Regions from separate parts of the Homo sapiens genome. Here region 1 is linked to region 2. Evidence: chromatin loops called from intact Hi-C (ENCODE). Cell type or tissue: K562. All regions are shown on one strand. Each heading gives the region's core, and the rest is flanking DNA. Links, peaks and the distances in the headings are about the cores only.

Evidence for each region. Peaks named below come from ENCODE experiments on the same cell type or tissue, not always from the same donor. Only the 100,000 strongest peaks of a DNase experiment are listed, where the experiment ranks them.
Region 1: it touches region 2 in a loop (4-fold over the local background); 2 of 110 quality-filtered maps call a loop at or near these places.

Annotation. Positions count from the first base shown.
Region 1 is chr3:41,323,320-41,326,122 of GRCh38, forward strand. All of the region lies in intron 35 of ULK4 (unc-51 like kinase 4), which reads right to left. Among named protein-coding and RNA genes, the nearest start is that of CTNNB1, 130 kb to the left of the region's middle. In K562, for the core only: no CTCF peak of the experiment used is centred there; no DNase peak of the experiment used is centred there.
Region 2 is chr3:40,578,944-40,581,746 of GRCh38, forward strand. No RefSeq gene overlaps it. Among named protein-coding and RNA genes, the nearest start is that of ZNF621, 55 kb to the left of the region's middle. In K562, for the core only: a CTCF peak has its summit at 1,757 (motif pointing right); a DNase peak (open chromatin) is centred at 1,768; H3K27me3 peaks cover 915 bases.

The DNA.
Region 1 (2,803 bases), core at 223-2,722, 740 kb after region 2:
GGATGGGGGAATGGGAGTGAATATTGAAGGGGAAGGAAAAAAAATTAAATCCCGACCCCTTCCTGAACAATAACACACACACACACACACACACACACACACACACACACACACACACACCAAAAACCAAAAAAACAGAGGCATGGTACTTCTGTCTAGTGAGAAAAACTTTAAATTTAGCTATACAACAGAGAAATGAAGATTTTTGCTAATTAGGGTTTATACTACTGACTAAAGATCTTCATTGGTCTCAGCACTACTACACCATAGAAAGCAAATTCTTTACCAGCTGGCCAGGAGCTGATCCAGGAAACCCACACCCATGCACATAGCTTTGCCTTCTGCCCCCGACCCCCCTCCCAGTGTCCTGTCCAAATCTCACTCCCACGAGTGCTTACAGATGGAGTAAAAAGCAGACACAGTGTAAGGGGGTTGCATTAAGGGTGTTTCTATTGAGTCAACAGAAAGTAACAAGCAAAAACTGCAATTTAAAAGCACCAAGGCATAGAGAGACTTTAGGATTTAAAAAAAATAGAAAAATAAATAGATTTGAAATGTTTCCCCTTTTTTGTGAATGGCATAGGTCAGTTACTTCCCTGGGTTCATAAACTGAGAAGGCACCGAAGCTTGCACCTGGTTATCTTCAGCTTTTTCATGATCCAGCAGCATTTCTGTTATTTCACTTTAAGGGATTATGCCTGTCACTGCAGGACCAGCCCAGCAGGAAGCCAGGTCAGCCCAAGCTCAGGGTTCTGAGGTCATGGTTACTTCAGCTGGGGCCTTAGCATCAAGAAGGCAGCCCATTCTCTTCCTTTCAATTCACTGAGCAGGTTCTGAGACTCTGGTGTGCCCAGCTTGTGCTCAGGACCCAAAGGGACATAAAGAAGATGTAGGCCTTGCTCCTAGGAAGGAGACATCTAGTTGTGTCACTATACACCTACTGTGCAAAGGCCATTAATCAGTTGTCTGCAAATAAGAAAGCTAAACTGTCTGAGGGGGACCACTGAACACCTGCTTCCTTTATGAGATCTTTTATCCAATTCACTGCATTTACTGAGTGTCTACTCTGCACAGAGCTATACAAATGTCTGTGTACTCTGTGTACACAAAGGCCTATATACTCTATGCACAGAACTATACAAAGGATCCATGCCTTATTTTGCCAGGAAAAGAAAATATGAAGTTAGTAAAAGCTCAAGAATCAGATAAAACTACCATCAGGTAGAGAGGATTCACTGCCAATTAGAGAAGCAGGCACTTAGAGTGCAGACAAGGGGAGGGGGCTTGCTCACCTATTCAGAAGGCAGGTGGAAGTGGCCATGGGCTGTGAAGGACAGAGGGGGTTTGAACAAGTGGAAAGCATGATGGGGGAACAACATAAACAAAAGCAAAGGTTTGAGTGGAAGGTCACCTTCTCTCTCTGGGCCTCCACCTGCCAGCATTTTTCTCTCCTCTCATCACAGGCAATACAACGGCATCTTCCTTCTTCATCTTGTACATTGTGATCTTAGGAGAGTCTCTTTTGGTTTTCTTGTTTTCCAACCAGCGCCTCATGATAAACTATGCACATTTCACTCTTGAGTGGAGGAAGTATACTAAAACATTAAGTTGGAAAAACATAGGCACCACGAGAGTAAAAACAAATGACCATGACCGTCTTTCCAAAGAAGGTAACTACCCAGCCAAATGAGATCATCTACACCAGCAGGAAGATGGGGGAGGACCAGTAGGGCCTGTTACGGTGGTGAGAATGTCCCTGATTTCTTCACAGTGTAACCTACAATTTTCTGATGCTTTAAATGATATGTTTTTCATTAAAGTACAGCTTGACATCATACGCTCAGTCCCTAGTGACTAAAAGATGGGTATAATGGCAATATTCTCCCAGAAATTACAAAGATAACCACCCCTTTTCAAAAAAAATGACAATATCAGAGGTTGTTCACTCAGAAAAGAAACCCAGGAGGTGGGGGTATCTGGGGAGTTTGAAGAATGAAAATGAGCTACAGGTAAACTGGAGACAGAAAAAACTTTTCAAAACCTAAATATAAATACTTCACTGGTTTCCTAAAAGAAAGATCAGAATTGAACTCCATTTATCAAAAGGAAATCAGATTTCATGCTGTTATGTGATAAACACATACTTTTGATGCAAACACTTATCCATTCAGTAAATTCTAGAATATACGTTATTGTTTTGGTGAAAATGGTTTCAAAGAGACTAAAACTGCATGTGAGGAGAAAAGTTTATGACACTGAAGAGGGTGTTTTTAATAAAAGGATGGATTTTATTTTATATATAAAATATATAATAGGCAGGGCACAGTGGCTCATGCCTGTAATCCCAGCACTTTGGGAGGCTGAGGTGGGCAGATTGCCTGAGGTCAGGAGTTCGTGACCAGTCTGGCCAACATGGTGAAACCCTGTCTCTACTAAAAATACAAAAAATATCAGCCAGGCATGGTGGTGGGCACCTGTAATCCCAGCTACTCAGAAGGCTGAGGCAGGTGAATTGCTAGAACCAGGGAGGTGGAGGTTGCAGTGAGCCGAGACTGCACCACTGCACTCCAGCCTGGGTGACACAGCGAGACTCCATCTCAAAATAAATAAATAAATAAGTAATAGATATATAGATATAAATAAATTATATGTATATGAATGCATGTATAAACAAATGGATAAGTAATGAATTATATGTATGATAAAATAAAATCAGGTCTTTATCATATCCCAGGAAAAATCACTCTACACAATGTTTGGGCTCCTGGACCTCCACTGGCTAGGACCATTGGCTTTAGCACAC
Region 2 (2,803 bases), core at 205-2,704:
GTTCACACCATTCTCCTGCCTCAGCCTCCCGAGTAGCTGGGACTACAGGCACCCGCCACCACACCTGGCTAATGTTTTTGTATTTTTTTTAAGTAGAGACGGGGTTTCACCGTGTTAGCCAGGATGGTCTCAATCTCCTGACCTTGTGATCCACCCGCCTCGGTCTCCCAAAGTGCTGGGATTACAGGTGTGAGGCACCACACCTGGGCTGTAGCAGGGTCTTTGCCTTAGGAGGCAGGATGATGAACTGACCAATGGGACACAACAGGTAGTCCAGAAACCAGAAAAACACCTATATAGCCACCTGATTTATGACAAAGGTGACACTACAGTATAGTGGTGAAAGGTTGTATTTTTTATTTTATTTATTTTTTTGAGATGGAGTTTTGCTCTTGTTGCCCAGGGTGGAGTGGAATGGCGCTATCTTGGCTCATTGCAACCTCCGCCTCTCGGGTTCAAGCTATTCTCCTGCCTCAGTCTCACAAGTAGCTGGGATTACAGGGGCACACTACCACACTCAGCTTATTTTGTATTTATAGTAGAGACGGGGTTTCTCCATGTTGGTCAGACTGGTCTCAAACTCCTGAGCTCAGGTGATCGGCCCGCCTTGGCCTCCCAAAATGCTGGGATTACAGGTGTGATCCACTGTGCTTGACCAGGTTGTTTTTTTAAAATAACAGTGTTGGGTGTATTGTATATCTACATATAAAAAGTCTGTCTTTATCTCTGCCTCACACATACACCAAACTCAATTCCAGGTGAATTGCAGATCTAAAACAAGTAGGACTCTGAAAGAATACATAGGAGGAATCTTCAGGAGCCTGCAGTACTGCTTGTTTATTTAGTTCACTTTTTAAGTCATTCCACACAAAGGAGGATTGAAAGCCTACCATATATTGGGCTTCGTGCTGGGCAGCAGTGATACAAGAGTGAACAGTTTAGTTGCCCTCCAAGAGGATGCAGTTTAGTTGGGGAAAGACACAAGAAGCAAATGAGTACAACAAAGGGTGATGAACCCCCTAACAGTATATTAAGGGAGCCCAGAGGCAAGGTGAAGTAGGGTGAGGGAAGACTTTCACCCTAGTGCATGAGGGAGGAGTTAGCTGGGAGGAGTGGGGATAAGGGCACGTCTGGCAGAGAAACCAGCATGTGCAAAGGCAAGGAAGAACCGGGCACACAGATTGCTACCCATTTCTTAAAAAGGTGTAGAAACTCTCTTGAATTATATGCTGGCTTCTTGCTGAGAAGTATCACGTGTCAGTTTAGCACATATGTCACAACATGTGATGTCAATGATGGGTATTGTTATCCCAGTTTTACTGATGGGAAAGTGGATTTGGGGCACTTGGATGACTTATCCAAGTCCATCCAGCTCTCTAGTTGAGATGGTGGAATTAGAACTCATGTCTTTGGATCCCTACTTTTGTATTCTTTCCATTATGCCATGTGGCTGCTAGGTCAGCCCAAATCACGCCTTTGGAACATCATAGAGCCGAAGGCTTTAAGGGGAGTAGGAAGGACGCTCACACAATCTCTGGCTAGGTTTACAATTGGCCAGGTTAATGCCTTCAGGCTGCCCAGCATACATAAAGCTAAGGGACCAGCAAAGGGAAGGTTATATGAATGTGGTTACAAAGGGTCCAGGTCACAGATGTGCTGAGTCAAAAGTGTCTATTTTACACTATATGACTCTAAATGGAGGGGGGTGGTCCTGAAAGGAAACGCATACTTGGACGCCATGCCCAACATCTGCCACTAGGTGGAGCTCAGATGCAGGCATAAACCCTCAGTTTAAGGGTTTGGCAGAGGCTGCATTAGCACAGAGGGTAGGTGACTGTGCTCACATCTCTAACAGAAACCAGGATGGAGGCAGGAGGCCTTGGACACAAGCAGGATGACAATCCCACTTGCAGGCCTGCTAAGATCTGCCTAGGTCCATTTGCAAATCCTGGGCTGAATGTCATTGTTGGCTCCATGAGGTCTCTGTGCCCTGAAACCATCAGGGAAGCTGGAATTAGGAGCCTGGGCTCTTACCTTTGCTTTGCCTGCATTTATCTGTGGGGGTACACAAACAGCTGTATTTGGACTTTGAAATGATTATGGTACCTCACCTTTTTCCCACATGTGTAAAACACAACACTGGCCCTACAAGACCCCAAAACATGCATGATGCCAACTGGCAAGGAAGCATCTTTCTAAATTTCCTTGTGGCAAAATTCTGCTTGGGCTCATCAGACCTATTCTCTTTTTCTCCTTTCCTGGTGCCCTGTTTTGATATCCATTGGGAAATCCATGTGAATGACTAGCAAATCTCTTGTCATTTCACAATGTCAGTGTTTTCATGTTGTGATGTGGGGACAGCTTGTGCCTTGTAGGGCTGCTGTGAGCAACACATGTAAGAACAGAATCAAGAGGGCTTTGCAAACTGGGAAGTGCTCTATATGCTTATTGCAGCTCCACTTGTGGTGCCAAGTCCTCTGTTGTGCTATTTATGCCTCCTCCTCCTCCTAGACAGCATTTTTCATGTGCGAGGCATGGTTCTAAGTATTTTGTCATTCAGAAATCTTCCCATATCCTGTAAGGCAGGTGCTTCTATATCTCTTGCAGGCTAGTTTGTGGCAAAGGGGGCTTGAAATGGAGGTTCGTTGCTTCAAACTTTGAAATCAGGGGCCTCACTACTACCCACAGATGGCCTCTCCTGCTCAAAGACATGTTGCTGCAATGGAAATCCATGTGCCTTACTTTCCACATTTTCATTTGTTACCAGATGGAGGCTTAAAAGTAGTTCTCCCTGTGGTTCTCA